2 separate regions of the Mus musculus genome follow, and region 2 is linked to region 1. A link is a loop called in an ENCODE intact Hi-C map of the cell type or tissue named here. Cell type or tissue: heart. All regions are shown on one strand. Each heading gives the region's core, and the rest is flanking DNA. Links, peaks and the distances in the headings are about the cores only.

Evidence for each region. A loop is a pair of places that touch in the nucleus more often than their neighbours do. Peaks named below come from ENCODE experiments on the same cell type or tissue, not always from the same donor. Only the 100,000 strongest peaks of a DNase experiment are listed, where the experiment ranks them.
Region 2: it touches region 1 in a loop (6-fold over the local background); 33 of 42 quality-filtered maps call a loop at or near these places.

Annotation. Positions count from the first base shown.
Region 1 is chr2:104,582,111-104,590,008 of GRCm38, reverse strand. No RefSeq gene overlaps it. Among named protein-coding and RNA genes, the nearest start is that of Cstf3, 4.4 kb to the left of the region's middle. In heart, for the core only: a CTCF peak has its summit at 4,145 (motif pointing right); no DNase peak of the experiment used is centred there.
Region 2 is chr2:104,441,314-104,449,211 of GRCm38, reverse strand. It overlaps Hipk3 (homeodomain interacting protein kinase 3), which reads left to right. Exons shown (of 16, transcript NM_010434.2): 3 at 2,577-2,700; 4 at 7,848-7,898. Among named protein-coding and RNA genes, the nearest start is that of Mir1902, 16 kb to the right of the region's middle. In heart, for the core only: a CTCF peak has its summit at 4,276 (motif pointing left); a DNase peak (open chromatin) is centred at 4,171; H3K27ac peaks cover 991 bases.

The DNA of each region.
Region 1 (7,898 bases), core at 1,079-6,078:
TTTTACTTTTGCTGTCACCGTTCACTATTAGACCGGGGATTTTAGTTTAGCGTCTCACCACGATCTCTTATCTGCAAAATTGCGTTGATAGTGGCGAAGGAATGTTGCTTTGCATCCAGACTTCTCACCTACTATAGAGGAGTAGACTGGGCAATTTGCATTATCTGCGTCTCTGTTTCCTTGCCTAAAGATAGGAATAGCAACAGCAGCTAAGATTTAACTTAAAAGGTAAAAGCTCTTATTTGGCTTACGAGTAACCAGGAGGTTATTGAGCGGTGGTGGCACAAGTCTTTAATCACAGTACTCGGGAGACAGAGGCTGGATGGATCTCTGAGGGCAGCCTGGTGTGTAGAGCCCACGGACGAGGGCCATACAATGAGATGCATATATCTTTTTAAGCAAATAGATGCATGAATCAAATGTACATATATTGAGTCACTGCAACATTTGATAATGGAGTCTGAATATTTCAGAAGTCTCCCTCAATGGGGCGTTACTCTTTTAAACTGTTGCTGATGTGACTGACTTAGAAAAATATCCACAATGAGCCAGGATGGTTCAAAGAGTGGAGGTGCTTGCCGTGATGGCCAAAAAACTTGAGTTTGATCCTGGCATCCAATGAGTTGACAGGATAGAACCGACTCCAGGAAGTTATTCCTTGACCTCCACACATGCACTATGGCTTGCAAACTCCTGCACTTACAAACACACAGGCACTCACAAGATAAATATATAAATCTAAAAATAGCCACAAAATTAAGCCAGAAATATAAAATAGCTTATGTGTATATATGTGTGCATGTGTGTGTGCACGCCTATGCGTGCGTGTATTCATCAAAACATTTAAAGAGGTTATTGTTAATGTCACAGATGCAAGGAGAAAGACCACCAACCCAAATCATGATCAAGTTAATTAAAGCAAGACTTTTTTTTTTTTTTTTTTTTTTCATGCACACAGGCTGTCTCTAAGGTCTGGGTCCAAGAGATCAGCCTTGGATGTGGGGAAGATACAGGTGTTTATAGTTCAAGAGTAGAGAGTTGTCAAATGGAAGATTTTGCAGGCAAATAAGAGAGGCTACGAAGCAGAACATAACAAGCTGGTCATAACCTGAAACAAAGTCATGGCTGCCAGGTGATAATAACAAGGTGGTCAAAAGAAGGTGATCATAACAGCAGGTGAGCACAATACACTTCTGAAACAAAGGTGCGGTTGCCAGGTGATCAGAACTAACCCCTGAAACAAAGGTGCGGTTGCCAGGTGATCAGAACTACCCCCTGAAACAAAGGTGCGGTTGCCATTTCCTGGAATAGGCCATATAAAACCATTAGTAGTTAAAATAATAGGTGAGGCATAGCCCAATCCGTGAGAAACAAAGATCCAATCTTAAACAGGAATGGCTTGTCTTTATTATAAGATGGCTTTCAAGTCTAAAATGGAGGCAGGCTGGTTTATGCTATCTCTAGGTTTTATGTTACATGTTGGGGGTGTTGTCTTTTTGTTGTTTCGGTTTTTGATTTTTTTTTTCTTGTTGTTGTTTTGTTTTTGTTTTGAGACAGAGTTCAACCTATGTAGTCCATGCTGGCCTCAAGCTCACTGAGATCTATTTATTTGCCTCTGCTTCATGAGTGCTGGGACTAAAGGCATGTGCCTCCACCACCCATCAGGTTTTGTCTATTTTAATTTTCTTTTTACATTTATTATTTGTTTTTGTGTGTTCAGCCAACCTATGGGAATCTGATCTCTCCTTTCAATGTAAATGCCTCTAGGATGAAACTCAGGTCGTCAGGCTTGATGGCTGTCATCATTACCCACTAAGTCCTTGCTGGTCCTTTGCATTTGTATTTGAGACAAGAGTCTCATGTAGCTTGAACTCCTTATTCTCTTGACTCCACTTGTAGAATAATGGGTCTGGAGGCATACCATTATATCTGTTAGATCACAGATGATCTTGCCAGACTACAAGAACCCACCATTCCGTATATCCTATCTAGTGCCTTAATTAATCCGATAAACTCAGAGACCTCTCCCCTATAAAGTCTACATTAATAATGAATTTCCTTTGGGTTGCTGCTGGATCAAGATCTTTGAGGCTCCTCAATGAAAGTAGTCAGCATTATTAAAAGACCTGATTACCTGAAATCCATCTCTGCATATTTATAGAGAACCTAGAAAGAATGTTACTTGAAACAACTCCCAAACTGAGCATGGTAGTACAAGCCTTTAATTCTGGTAATTAAGAGGCAGAGTTAGAGTCAGGCAGTGGTGGTTCATGCCTTTAATCCAAGAACTCAGGAAGCGAAGGCAGATGGATCTCTGAGTTCAAGGCCAGCTCTGGTCTACAGAGCAAGCTTCAAGACAGCCAGAAACTACATGGTGGAAGGAAGGAACCAACTTTTTCAAGTGGTCTTCTGACCTTCACATTTCCACCATGGTGCATGTGCAGCCACCCACTCACCTAAACAGATACACATGATAGATAGACAGACAGACTGACCTACCACTTCAGGAGATTAACATTTTTGGCATTTTTTGCTTTATATGCATGTATTTACAGGTGTATTTGTGGTTTTCTTTCCTTGTTTTGGGTTGGTTGTTAACTTTTTTTTTTTTTTTTTTTTTGGTTTTGTTTTGTTTTGTTTTTCGAGACAGGGTTTCTCTGTATAGCCCTGGCTGTCCTGGAACTCACTCTGTAGACCAGGCTGGCCTCGAACTCAAAAATCCACCTGCCTCTGCCTCCCAAGTGCTGGGATTAAAGGAGTGCGCCACCACCACCTGACGTGGGATTTTTTTTTTTTTTTTTGGTTTTGGGGTTTTTGTTGTTGTTGTTGTTATTTTGGGTTTTTTTTTTTTTTTTGGCAAAATATTTTAAAAGTAAATTAAATTCATTCTCTAAATGAATCAGTTTGTTTTTTCTGAGAATAAGGACTTTCTTCTTCATATTCACAAGACCATTTATCATATCCATGAAAGCTTACAGTTATTTCCTGACATCAATTACGATCTAGTTTACATCTACATTTTCACATCTCTTTCAACAGTGTGATTTTTGGGGAATATGTGCTGGATCAAGCTCACCGTCTTCTGAGCACTAGCTTCTGAGCTACACCGTCAACCCCAAAATGTGTTTAAAGGAGGTTTCTACAAATCAGTATTCAACCAAGTTTCCGGAATTATGCTTAATTTTATCTCATTTATTTTAGAAAATGTTCACCTTTTGGGTTTTTGAGACAGGATCTCTCTATGTAGCCCTGACTGTTCTGGTCTGGAACTCACTTTGTAGACCAGGCTGACCTGGAATTCATAGAGACCCACATGCCTCTGACTTCCCCAATGCTAGTTTTAAAAGTGTGCACCACAATCCCCAGGACAAGAACTCAAACAGGGTCTAGATCTAGAGGCAAGAGCTGATGCAGAGGCCATGGAGGATTGCTGCTTACTGGCTTCCTACTTCCCCTACTTTCTTAAAGAGCCTAAGACCATCAGTTCAGGGGTGGCCCACCCACAGTGGGCTAGGCCCTTCCCCATCAATTACTAAGAATATACAAAACTATCTTATGAAGGCAGATTCTGTCCATCTGTCTTTCTCTTTCTTCCTTTCTCTCTTTCTCTCTCTCTCCTTTCTTTCTTTCTTTCTTCCTTTCTTCTGCCCTTCCTCCTCCTCCTCTTCTTTTAGTTTTTCAAGACAGGGTTTCTCCACATATCCCTCGCCGTCCTAGAACTCTCTAGAGTAGAACTAGGCCTCAAACTCAGGGATCCGCCTCCTCTACCTCCCACGTGCTGGGATTAAAGGTGTTAATCCCATCGCCATCATCACTGGCAAAAAGAATCTTAGGGAAAGACACAGGATCCATGTTTACTTCTTGAAGTGTTGGGGATTGGATGTAGGCATCTCTCTTGTAAACATTTCCTGTGTCAGTGAGCTACACTCACAGCCCCACATTTATCTTAATAACTATGCCACTAATACTGACTCAGCACCCACAAGTCCTGATTTAATTAAAGTGTAACTGTTAAAAAAAAATATTCTAGAACTCATGGAGCTGACCCAAAGGAGATCTGAGAATTTTGAGGATAGTCTGGAATACCTCGTGAGAACTTTTGGGGAAGAAAGGCAGAGAACAGAAAGAAAAGGGCACTTGCAATGGTTCTATGAGTCCCCAAGATGGCAGCAAATACAGGTTATAGCTAAAGATTAAGCAGCGGTGGCAAACCTACTGATATATCTCTCTCTCTGTAGATATCTATATGTATGTATGTATGTATGTATCAATCTATCCCAAATTCACTTGGAGGCTAGCATTGTGATACCAACTATAATCTCAGCACAAGGGGGGCAGGAGGGTCAGAAATCCAAGGTCAGCCTTGATTACAGGTGAGGCCAGTATGTGATATATGAGACTTTGTTTCCGAAGAAAGGAAGAAAAAGAAAGGAAGGAAGGAAGAAAGAAAGAAAGAAAGAAAGAAAGAAAGAAAGAAAGAAAGAAAGGAAGGAAGGAAGGAAGGAAGGGTAAGGAAAGAAAAGAAAAAAGAGAAGAGAAAAGAAAGAGAAAATCTATTAGAAATTTTCATCAGAATTCTAAAAATAGTCGTTGCTGGGCTTGGTGATAAGCTTGGTGTCTGGTGTTGCAGTACAGACTTGGGTCTTATTTCTTAGTTAAAATACCTGGTTAACTGGAGCAGTGTCATACACCTTTGTTCCTAGCACTAGGGGGGCAGAAGCCAGGGGATATCCAAGAGTTTGAGGCCAGCCCAGTCTATATAGAGAGATCCTGACTCAAAACAACAACTATAAAACCAAAAAGAAAAGAAAAGAAACAAAACAAAAACAAGCAAGTAAGTAAACAAACAAACCAGCCTAGTTACAGCTGATCATCATGGGCAAGTATAAATCACACTTGCTACAAATACTCGCTCTAAATATATTGGGTATGGCCAGCCTCTGTACCCATGCAGCTGATTCTTTCCACTTCTGTCTTCTGTTTATACTTTGACTTATTTTAGAGAAAAGCTTGACAGACACATGACTTCAGCTATGTAGAGGGATGGGTAAATATTTCAAAAGCCTGTGTAAAAGGGTCACAGATATATCAGGAATTTTATTTTTAAAGTATGTGCAGCACTTTCAAGAAACAAATTCTCAATACACTGATAGAACTGTCTACAATGACTTATCTTGACTTAGAATGCTGACTGAACATATTTTTCATACCTGAAATTTAATCTGACTCTCTTAACTTGAATTTAAAATGTTTTTAAAATTAAAATAGGTCTGAATAATATTTAAGAACACCAAGGTATTCAATTATATTTATTTATAAAAGATCTATTTATTTATTTAGACTATGTGTCTCTCTATGTAGTCTCACTAGCTGGCCTGGAACTCCCTATATAGACCAGGATATCCTAGAATTTACAATAACCTATCCACCTCTGCCTCCTGAGTACTGCAATGAAAGGTGTGGGCACTACACCTAGCAAGAAGCTGTTTGTTTGTGTGTGTGATTGTTTAGCTTGTAACATGTGAAACATTGTGTGCTCCATGTGTATTTGATACTTGACGAGGCCAGAAGAGGGCATTGGCTCCTCAGAAACTACAGTCACCAAGGTTTATGACCTGCTGTGTGGATGCTGGGGGCTAAATCCAGATCCTCTGCAATCAGGGCAGCTGTGGTGGCACAAGCCTGCAATCAAAAGATTAAGAGAGCCGGCGGCGTGGTGCCGCTCTTTAATCCCAGCACTCGGGATTTCTGATTTCGAGGCCAGCCTGGTCTACAAAGTGAGTTCCAGGACAGCCAGGGCTACACAGAGGAACCCTGTCTTGAAAAAAAAAAAAAAAAAGATTAAGAGATTGGTGCAGGAGAATATAGAGATTGAGGATAAAATAAAAAACAGAGCTTGAGGCTACCTGAACAACAGAGAAAGATGCTGTCTCAACTACCCCTCCAGACTACCACACATACAAAAGAAAAGAATCAGACTGGGGGTACAACTCAGAGCTGCAGTGCTTGTCTAGCATATGAGAGGTTCTGGGCTCAATTGCTAGCATTGGGGTAGTAGGGAGTTCAAAACCCTAAAAGAACAATATTACAGTAAACTGAGCAAGAAAACAAAACAAAAAATTATCATTTTACTATTTCAAAACTACTTTTATTTGCCCTGGACCTTGAGGAAGCAGGCACAGCCTCAACATGAAGAATGACCCCAGCAAGTTCCTGGGCCTCTGCAAGCCTCAGCCAACCATACCATTGGTGCTAAGGACCATGCATCTATCTAGAGGAATGTGGCCAAGACTGATAATGTCACAGGAAGGTTTGATGGTCAGATTAAAACCTATGCTATCTGTGGGACCATTTTGCCAGATGGGCGAGTTGGATGATTCTAGTCTCCGGCTGGCTAAGGCTGATGGCATCTGAAGGAACCTAGGAGTCAGCACAGAACATACCCAGTCATCAAATTCTGAGCACAGAGGAGATTTATTACTCTGGAGGGACAAGCAGCATGGGGTGAGGAGGGGGTTCGCCTCTGAATCAGACAAAGACAGCAGCAGGTGCTTTTGTAGGAGTGGGTTTTAAAGGAAAAAAAAAAAAAAAAGGAAATCTGTGCTAGGGTCAGTGGGTAAGGACGGGTTAGCCAGTGTAGCTGAAAAATCAATTTTGATTTTTGGACCTTGGGGTTTTGATAATTGAACCCTGGACTTTTGGTCAGGCATAAGGAAGTGGCCAAATAAGGGACTAGACTTTGGGGGCTGGCTAAATCTAATGGTGTAGCGAGGAAGAGGGAAAGGAGGAGGGCCCTGCCAGCCCCATGTTTGCAATGTTTGGGTTTGTTAGAGAGACCGTCAGCATCTTTCAAAGAACTTCTGCCCAGAGGAAACTGGCGAATATTTGTCATAAGTAAACACGAGAAACCAACCAAGCAAACAAAACCATCGATTTTTAAGCTAGCCTGGTTCATATAGCAAGGACCAGGGAGGGAAGGATGGAAGTAAGGAAATTTTTTATTCCTATGATGTCTTTTCATATTAGTTCTCCGAATACTTCTCCCACTGTAATACATGTAAGACAAATACTAATGATTATGTGAAGAGTTATTTGTAGTTTTAAAAGACACGAGGTCTCTGGTGCCGAAGACACCACACACCTTTGCTGCAAGATGTAGAGAAAGGAGGCTGCGATGCAGCTGGATGCTTCCTCCCTGCTGGCTAGCGGCCAGCTTTCATGGTTTAAGGACCTGCTATGCAGGTTGCTGGGAGAAAAACAAACGCTATCAACAGACTTAGGCAACTGCGAATCCTACAGACCACAACTGTGTTCTGTTCTCTCCACTCTGTTTCCTCACTTTTTATATGAGCCTGTCACTTAATGATTCATTTAAAATAGAATTAAAAGCCAGGTGTGGTGGTGCATGCCTTTAATCCCAGCACTTGGGAGGCAGAGGCAGGTGGATTTCTGAGTTCGAGGCCAGCCTGGTCTACAAAGTGAGTTCCAGGACAGCCAGGGCTATACAGAGAAACCCTGTCTCGAAAAACCAAATAAATAACTAACTAAATAAAATAGAATTAAGTTTATTGTTTCATTTGTATGTGTGTTTGGGCATATGGGGTGTGTGTGTGTGTGTGTGTGTTCGTTCACAAGCCATAGAGAGTGCGTTCTCTCCTTCCACTATAAAGAAGTCTCCAGGCTTGGTAGCAAGAGTCCTTAACAACTGGTAATCTTGCTTGCTTTTGTTGATATTTTTAGTCCAGGACAGCCTCAAACCTTAAACAAGACATGTAGTTGACACTGAACTTGAACTCCCAATCCTCCTGCTCCTACCTCCCAAAAGCTGAGATTAAAGTTAGGCCCCACCACACACAGCTTAGAGGTGATTTTCAAGACAGATTTTACTGAGTCTGAAA
Region 2 (7,898 bases), core at 1,986-6,985, 140 kb after region 1:
CTTGACTAAAAACACATGGCAGAAAAAGAAACATCATTTTATATATAGATATACTTTGTTTCCATGTGACCTCAACTTTGGCGCTGTAGGGTTTAGATTGGACTCCTGACAGTGTGTAACTACTTATAAAGTGAGCCTTCAGGCTCTGTTGGACTGTTCACTGAATACACTAATTTAATTTGTGACTTGTCTATGTATAATGCACAAAATGATGTTTATGTATGCAGACGTCTGTTTATACAAACGTATATTTCCCAAGCTGGTAAAGGAATTGGAAACAATTTTAATCACTGCAGTGACTTTGTGATGTTCTTACAATGCGTAAGCTTTAAAGTTTGGGTTCTTTAGACTGGGTTTCTGTAGCTCAAAGTGACCTGGGATTCTCTGTGTCCACACTGGTGTTCAACTCATTGTAGTCCTCTTGCTTAAGCCTCCCAAAACTGCATTACAGGTGTGAGCCCCCTCATCTGGCTTAGAGTTTGTTTTGTATTGCAAGAACAGCTAGTAGAAACCTTGTTTCTCTGTCAGGTTCATCTAGGATGTAGGTGCTTTACCGTGTTGCTTCCCTACTTTTACATGTGATGTTGTACATAGAAAATGTATGCCATGGTGAATGACAGACAGCAAGGAAACTGTTTTCCACACAATAGGGCTCGGTCTCGAATGAACTTACAGAGACTGGCAGCAAGTCTATGATCTGCAAAAGTTCAAGCCAGACAAACTCCTTGCTTGGGGAAAGGAAAATGGTGGGCAGAAAGTCCAAATCCTCAGTCAAGAAACTGTTTGTAACTAGTAGTGGCTGGAGTGGCACTGAGCGTGCTGGCCACACTCCAGGACAGGCCCCACGTCCAGGAGGAGTTGGTCAACACAAAACAGACTCCATGGTTTCTCTATTCTTATTTCCCTCCCTCCCTCCCTCCCTCCCTCCCTCCCTCCCTCCCTCCCTCCCTCCCTCCCTCCCTCCCCTCTCTCCCTCCCTCCCTCCCTCCCTCCCTCCCTCCCTCCCTCCCTCCCTCCTTCCTTCCTTCCTTCCTTCCTTCCTTCCTTCCTCCTTTCCTTTTAAGAAGAAGTTGGTTGTATGGATGTGATCTAGAGGTGGAAAACGAATACAGTCTAAATATATTGTATGAAAAATTTGAAAAACATATTAGTAACTAAATAAAATAATTTGGTCACATTAGTTTTGGACTTGGTGAGTGTGTTTGTGTGTGTTGTATATATGTATGCAGGTAAGTGCACATGTGCACTTGTGCCACAGAGCATGTGTGGAGGTCAGAGGGTACTCCCTGGAGTTCCTTCCCTTTTCTTCCCACGTGGAGTTCAGGGACTGAAGTCAGTTTGCCTGCTTGGTGACCTGTTTACCTGTGGAGCTATTTGATTCACCCAGCATTGTTAATACAATCCGCCAATGTGCAATAGGTTCTGAGGCATACATGGTAGAAATGTTCAGTGCTCAGTTCCTAATGTTTGTGAATACTTTGTGTCTGCAGAGGAAAATATCTGTGTAGGGAAAAAGAGAATATGGCAATATGACCAGTTATTCTCAAGTCTTTTAGGGGTAAATATTCATTGTTCTGTCCTTGAAAGTTAAACCCACATATGTGCATACACCTAGGATAACGGTGTGTGATTCCTTTGCTATGCAGCTGTACATGGAGGCTCTGTTAAAGCATGCTAGTTCTCTTCAGAAGGTGGATGGAGGCTCCTGCCACTTTAGACTCCTCATGAGAAAGCCACAGGACATAGTAGCATAATTAATCTGAGAATGAAATATTTTTCCAAATAACTGAAGTGTTAAGATGCATTTTAATTGTTCTATCTTAAACCATATTTTTAAAAAATTAACTTAAAAAACTTTATATTGATATGTATTGGTGTTTTGCCTACATGTAAATGCCTACATGGTATGTGCCTGGTGCTTGTTGAGGCCAGGAGGAGGCATAGGATACCTTTGAACTAGAATTACGGACAGTTGTGACTGCCATGTGGATGTTGGGAATTGAACTATGGAAGAGCAGGCAGTATTCTTAACTACCGAGCCATTTATCTAGCCCATACTTTTACCTTCAAACCTGAATATGCTGCACTTGTCTCTAAGGATGACCAAGGACACAGTTATGTGACTGTTCATTACTGTTATGTTCTGAAGTCACATGGAGGTCTAGACTATTAGCTTCAGGAACTTTGTTTTCATTTGGTCTTAACTTTCACTGCCTGTTTGAGTTCTTTTGATATTACAAATGTTTAATTTTTTGTCAGCTTTCATGTATTATTTCTAATCTGCTGTAGCTTGAAAAGCATGGTGTGTGTTGTTTTGTTTTTTTCAAGCATTAATAGAGATGTTGTTAAGGGAAAGGCTCGTGGGGAAGAGACTTCATTATGGAGCTGTGCTCACGGTCCCTTTACATGACCGAGGGTTAGGATCGGGGTTTGACAAGTTCTCAGCGACATAACTAAACATGATTTTTCTGTCATTTAGAACTTTTCTTAGAATGTCAAATAAAATTCGGTAATTTAAAGTGAAAAGGAACCTGACTTTCTTCTTTTCCTCTCCCCGCGCCCCACCCCACCCCCAGAGCTCCAGAGATTATATTGGGGTTGCCGTTTTGTGAAGCCATAGACATGTGGTCACTGGGATGCGTGATCGCAGAGTTATTCCTTGGATGGCCACTCTACCCAGGAGCCTTGGAGTATGATCAGGTAACAGAACTGAACAGTGATGGAATTGCTAGAAAGGAAGCATAATCTATAGTCTTAGAGCATTGCATGATTCTCCATACACAAAATGTGAAAATCTCCATGAATGTCAAAGCTTAAGAAATTTAAATTCACTTAACATTAGCTCTTGACTTCAAAGCTCTTTTCTAACACTCTGGTGGTAAAGCACGGCCAAGGCAACTTGTAGGAGGAGGGGTTTATCTTGAGCTTAGAGTTCCAGAAAGAGTCCATGATGGCAGGGCAGAGGCAGAGGCAGCAAGTGCTGGAGCTACAGCTGGGGTCTCAGATCTCAACCCACAAACAGGAAGCAGAGAGAGCTGTGCAAAACAGCAAGAGGCTGCTGAAGCTCCAGGTCCACCCCTGTTGACATATTCCCTCCAGCAAGGGCACATACCTTCCTATTCCCCCCAAACATTCACCTACTGAAGACCAAGTATTCCAGTGCCAGAAACTCTTAAGGGGACAGCCTATTCAAACTACCACATTTTTATAAACTAGTTACAACCTACAGACTTCAAACCAATTTTATGAAGTAGTCATCCTATATATAATATAATATTTGGATAATGTTTGTTTGTTTGAGGCAGGTTGTCAGTATGCAGCCCTGTCTTACTTAGCCTTGTGGTAACCCCCCCTCCACCCCCTCCCTCCGTCTTGGGGCTGTGGTAATGTGGTACCCTTCCCCGTGTCTTAGGGCATGTGTCACTTTGCCCAGGCCTGTTTATCATTTATTTATTTTTTGAGACAGGGTCTCTCTATATAACCCTGACTGCCCTGGGATTCACTGTCAGACCAGGTGGGGTTAATTCACAGAGATCTGCCTGCTTCTGCCCCCTCCCAAGTGCTGGGGATTACAGGCGTACACTGCTGTGCCTGGCCTTAGTTCTGGTTTTTATTGTTGATTTTTCTTTATTAAAATGGATGTGAGGGGCTGAAATGATGGCTCAGTGGTTGAGACATGTTCTGCTCTTCTAGAGTACCGAATTTTGTTCCTGGCTCCTACATCAGATGGTTCACAGCTGTCTGTAATTCCAGCCAGAGGAGCCACCATCTACTTCTGCCCTCCACTGGCACCTGTACACACATGCATAGTACACAGTCACATAAATACACATAATTTAAAATAAAACAAATGAAAAAGCATCTGAGTAGTCACTAATTTGGGTGACTTAGCTATTTCTGAGGGGATTCAGTATTATCACTAACATGAGATAATATCATCGACATCTTATCATTTACAGTGTCATTCTACAAGTGAACCTTCTCTTTTAGGTCAGGTTTCTAACTTGTCTGTTTTCCCGCTTTATGTTCTGAAGCCCTCTAAAAGTTTATGTAACAGTTTCTGTCCATCTTCTCTTCAGGTATGTTTTCAGTCAACTTTGGACTTTGATGCAGCCGTTAGACTATTGCTAGTTCTGAAGGACATGGCCATCTAAGCAGAGTCCCACAGTTCCAAGCTGCTGAAGCACCAAGCACAGTCAGCTGCTAGGAACTTAGTTTTAGCTGTGGACTAGTTTGTGCCACGTGTAATCCTGTGGAGCAGGACACCATCTAGTGGCAATTTTAAGTTGACTGGCTGGTGCACTCTGGGTTTGGACAGTGTCTTGAGCAGCTCATGTTAGTCTTATCAGAAGATTTACTCTACTCCCTTCTTTATGTGAAAGAAAGAAAATGAAATTTCCCACACCCAAATGAACAGAACTGTTAGGTTTTTTCTAAAAAACTTGTTTTTTCTAAATCCTGTAATTTTTTTTTTTTTTTTTAAAAGACTAAGCTGTAAGGAAGAACCAAACCAAATTTGGAACAGGTGTTACCTGGTTTAGATGAATAATATTTTCAAATATACATATCTGTATATGTGTATATATGTGTTCTTCTAAAGGACCAGAAGAAAGTCATTATCACAAGGCACCAATTATAGTTTTCATTCAGTTTTTTTTTTTTGTTTTTTTTTTTTTTTTTTTTTTTTTTGGTTTTTCGAGACAGGGTTTCTCTGTGTAGCCCTGGCTGTCCTGGAGCTCACTTTGTAGACCAGGCTGGCCTTGAACTCAGAAATCTGCCTGCCTCTGCCTCCTGAGTGCTGGGATTAAAGGCGTGCTCCACCACGCCTGGCAGAAGTTATTTTTTAAAATATACATATACAAATAAATCCTGTGCATCCTTACTTTGTTCTTAATCTTAGGAAGATTTCACCCTTTTGAGATAGGATTTCACACACTAGCACACAATGGTCTGGATTCACTAGGTGGCTCATGCTGTCCTCAAACTTCAATTATTAAAAACAACAACAACAACATCAAAACTTTAATACTCTTACCTCAGCCTCCTGAGTGCTGGGACTACTTAGCAAAAGTGAGCTATATTTACAAATGCTGGTGTTTAATTTTCAGAGATTCTATCGATCTTTTTAGAGTGTGTTCACCTAACTTAGGATGTAGTAGGTCTCCAGTAAATTTACTTCTACCTCTTTCCAGGAAGCAGTTGCCTCAGTACACTTAGGTACTCCAAATAAGGTACCAAGTTTCTTGTTTCTTTGAAATAGGGTCTCTCTCAGGTAGCTTAGAATGGCTTCGCTCTCTCTGAACCTGAGAATGACCTTGATTCTCCTGGTTCCATCTCAGAAGTGCTAAGATATAGTTGTGTGCCATCATGTCTAACTAAAAACTTTGTCATCTCCCTCACCCCAATGCCCAAGATTGAATTAAGTGTTCTACTATTGAATTATATACAGCCTTGGCCTTGGTGTATTGTCTTCAAAATACATTATTACTATTTTCAACCTTAAACTAACTAATACTTACTGAGTTCCTGGCCAAGAAACTACTATTATAACACTTTACATTTCTTTCATAAGATCTCTGGCATACTTACCATGTCTGTTTTCAGATGAGGTGTATAGATTATAGAGAAGTGGCTGGGAAGATGGCTCAGTGGGCTTGCAGCTCTTGGGCATGTGAGGTCTAGAGTTTGGATCCCCAGATTCCATGAAATTGGGTAGGCATACTCCAAATTCAGAAGACAGGGACAAGAGTTGTATCTGCAAACTGGATTGAGAGACCTTGACTCAGTGAATAAGTGGAGAGCAACTTTATCTTTGGTTCATTACACATCTGGAAACATACATGAACTTGACTGTCCTCATTCCATACAGGCTCCCACACTCATTTAAACAAGCATGCATGCAACACACCACTCAGAGACACATCTTAAAACATCAAACAAAAAAGTTAAACTAACACAGACAGTCTGTATTCAGAAGCCATTAAAATTAATAGTATATCGCTTACACATGTTTAATGTGCAATACTCCCAAAGCAACCTTGAGAAAGGATTTAAAAGTTAAAGGGTATAAGCAAACCTGCTCTACACTGTTGCCCCTTTCTGTACCGGCCACCTTCTGGGCTCCAGTCTCACGCTGATGGTGTCAGTCTAGCCCCTGGGGAGAAGTGCTTTTCTCAGTTTGCAGTAGTTTCTCCAGTGCCCAGTCAGCCCCGCTGTCCTGTCCTAAGATTTGGGTTCCAGGGAAGGAGCCATCCATGCTACTGCATCATTTTGTCCTGAAATGGTAGCATTCTATCTTTCAGGATTTTTATTGTGTAATTCCCACCCCACCCTAGAGGCATCTGAGGCTACTTCAGCCTTCCAAGTGCTGAGTGTAAACGACTGTGACTAGCAAAATAGTCCTTATTTTCTGTTTTGCTTTTGCTATTTATAAAGGCTTTAATAACAGAAGTCTTTTGTTTTTCTCTGTATAGTCCTGGCTATCCTGGAGCTCACTCTGTAGACCAGGCTAGACTTGAACTCAAAAAGATCTACCTGCCACTGCCTCCCAAATGCTGGGATCAAAGGCGTGTACCACCATGCCCGACAGAATGAACACAATTTAAGTAACAGGCCAGGAGCCACTGGTGTGAAAGAAAATGAAGCCAGGTGTGGTGACATACAGTTGCAGCCCTCCAGGGGGCTAAGGCGGGGTGACCTTTGCCCTTGAGGCTAGTGGGGGATGAACTACCTAGCAACACTCACCTCCAACTGTACATAAAAAGAAAGCAAGGAAAGGCCTGCTTAAAAGCAGCAAAAAGGCACGTTTTTTTTATGTTTATTTTTGAGGCTAGAAGATAATGGAATCTGAGAGGAAGGAGTTAATAGAGAAAAGAACCAGAAGGTGAAGGAACAGATGGACTGCTTAGTAAAGCAGAATCTAAGATTAAACTGGAAAGAAGGAAGGTGGAGGACTCCTTTGGGTCCTAAGTTACATTCCCCCCTTTAAAGCCCATGCCCCTTTTTATACTGACTAGTCATGGAGTGTGAGAACCACTATCTAATAATGTGTACCAGGCACTGTCATGGATGTTGGGAGTTGCATAGTGGAGTAAGAAGATGGAAAAGAAAAGTCTAGTATACCAGATGGTGAAAAGCATGATGGGGAAAACATCTAGCTGGGGGAATGGGGGTTGCTGGGAAAGACAGAGTTAACTCTTGCTTACTGGCTTGGAAGGCGTAATGAATAAGGTGATATTAGAGCCCAGAACTAAAGGAAGAGTGCCATGTGACACCTAGGACAGGTATTCCAGATGAAGTTGAGAGGCCCTGCACCTAGGGGGTTCGAGGTGTCCCTTGGGAGGATGCATCTGTAACCTTGTCACTTTGTCACTTAGGTCACCAAGGCACTGTCAGTACTTCCCCAAAATAACTCGCTATCAATTCAAATCCCTCTCTTTCCCTCCTACTAAGTTATTGTCTGGGAATAGCTCAGTGGCAGAGCACTTGCCTGCCATGTATGAGGCCATAGGTTCAAACCCCAGTATTGTTTCCCCTACCCCCAAAGGTCATGTTATCTCTTGTTAGTTCTTCTTTAGTGAATCTCTGTTCTTCCAGGCTTTGAACATGTTGGTTTCCTCTCTTGATTTATATAGAACCTTAATTGCTACATTAATAATTTACATATACTGTGCATCAAGTGTTTCTCAGGCAACGCTGACTACATTTATTTTAGACTTAAAACACTGCATATTCCTTCCTTACATGAATTCATTGAGGGCATAGATGGTATCATATAGTTGCTGATAAAATGTTCAATTAATGCCTGTCATACAAAAGAATAAATTTGTTTTAAAATTATTTTTCAGATCCGATACATTTCTCAGACTCAAGGTTTACCAGGAGAGCAATTGTTGAAT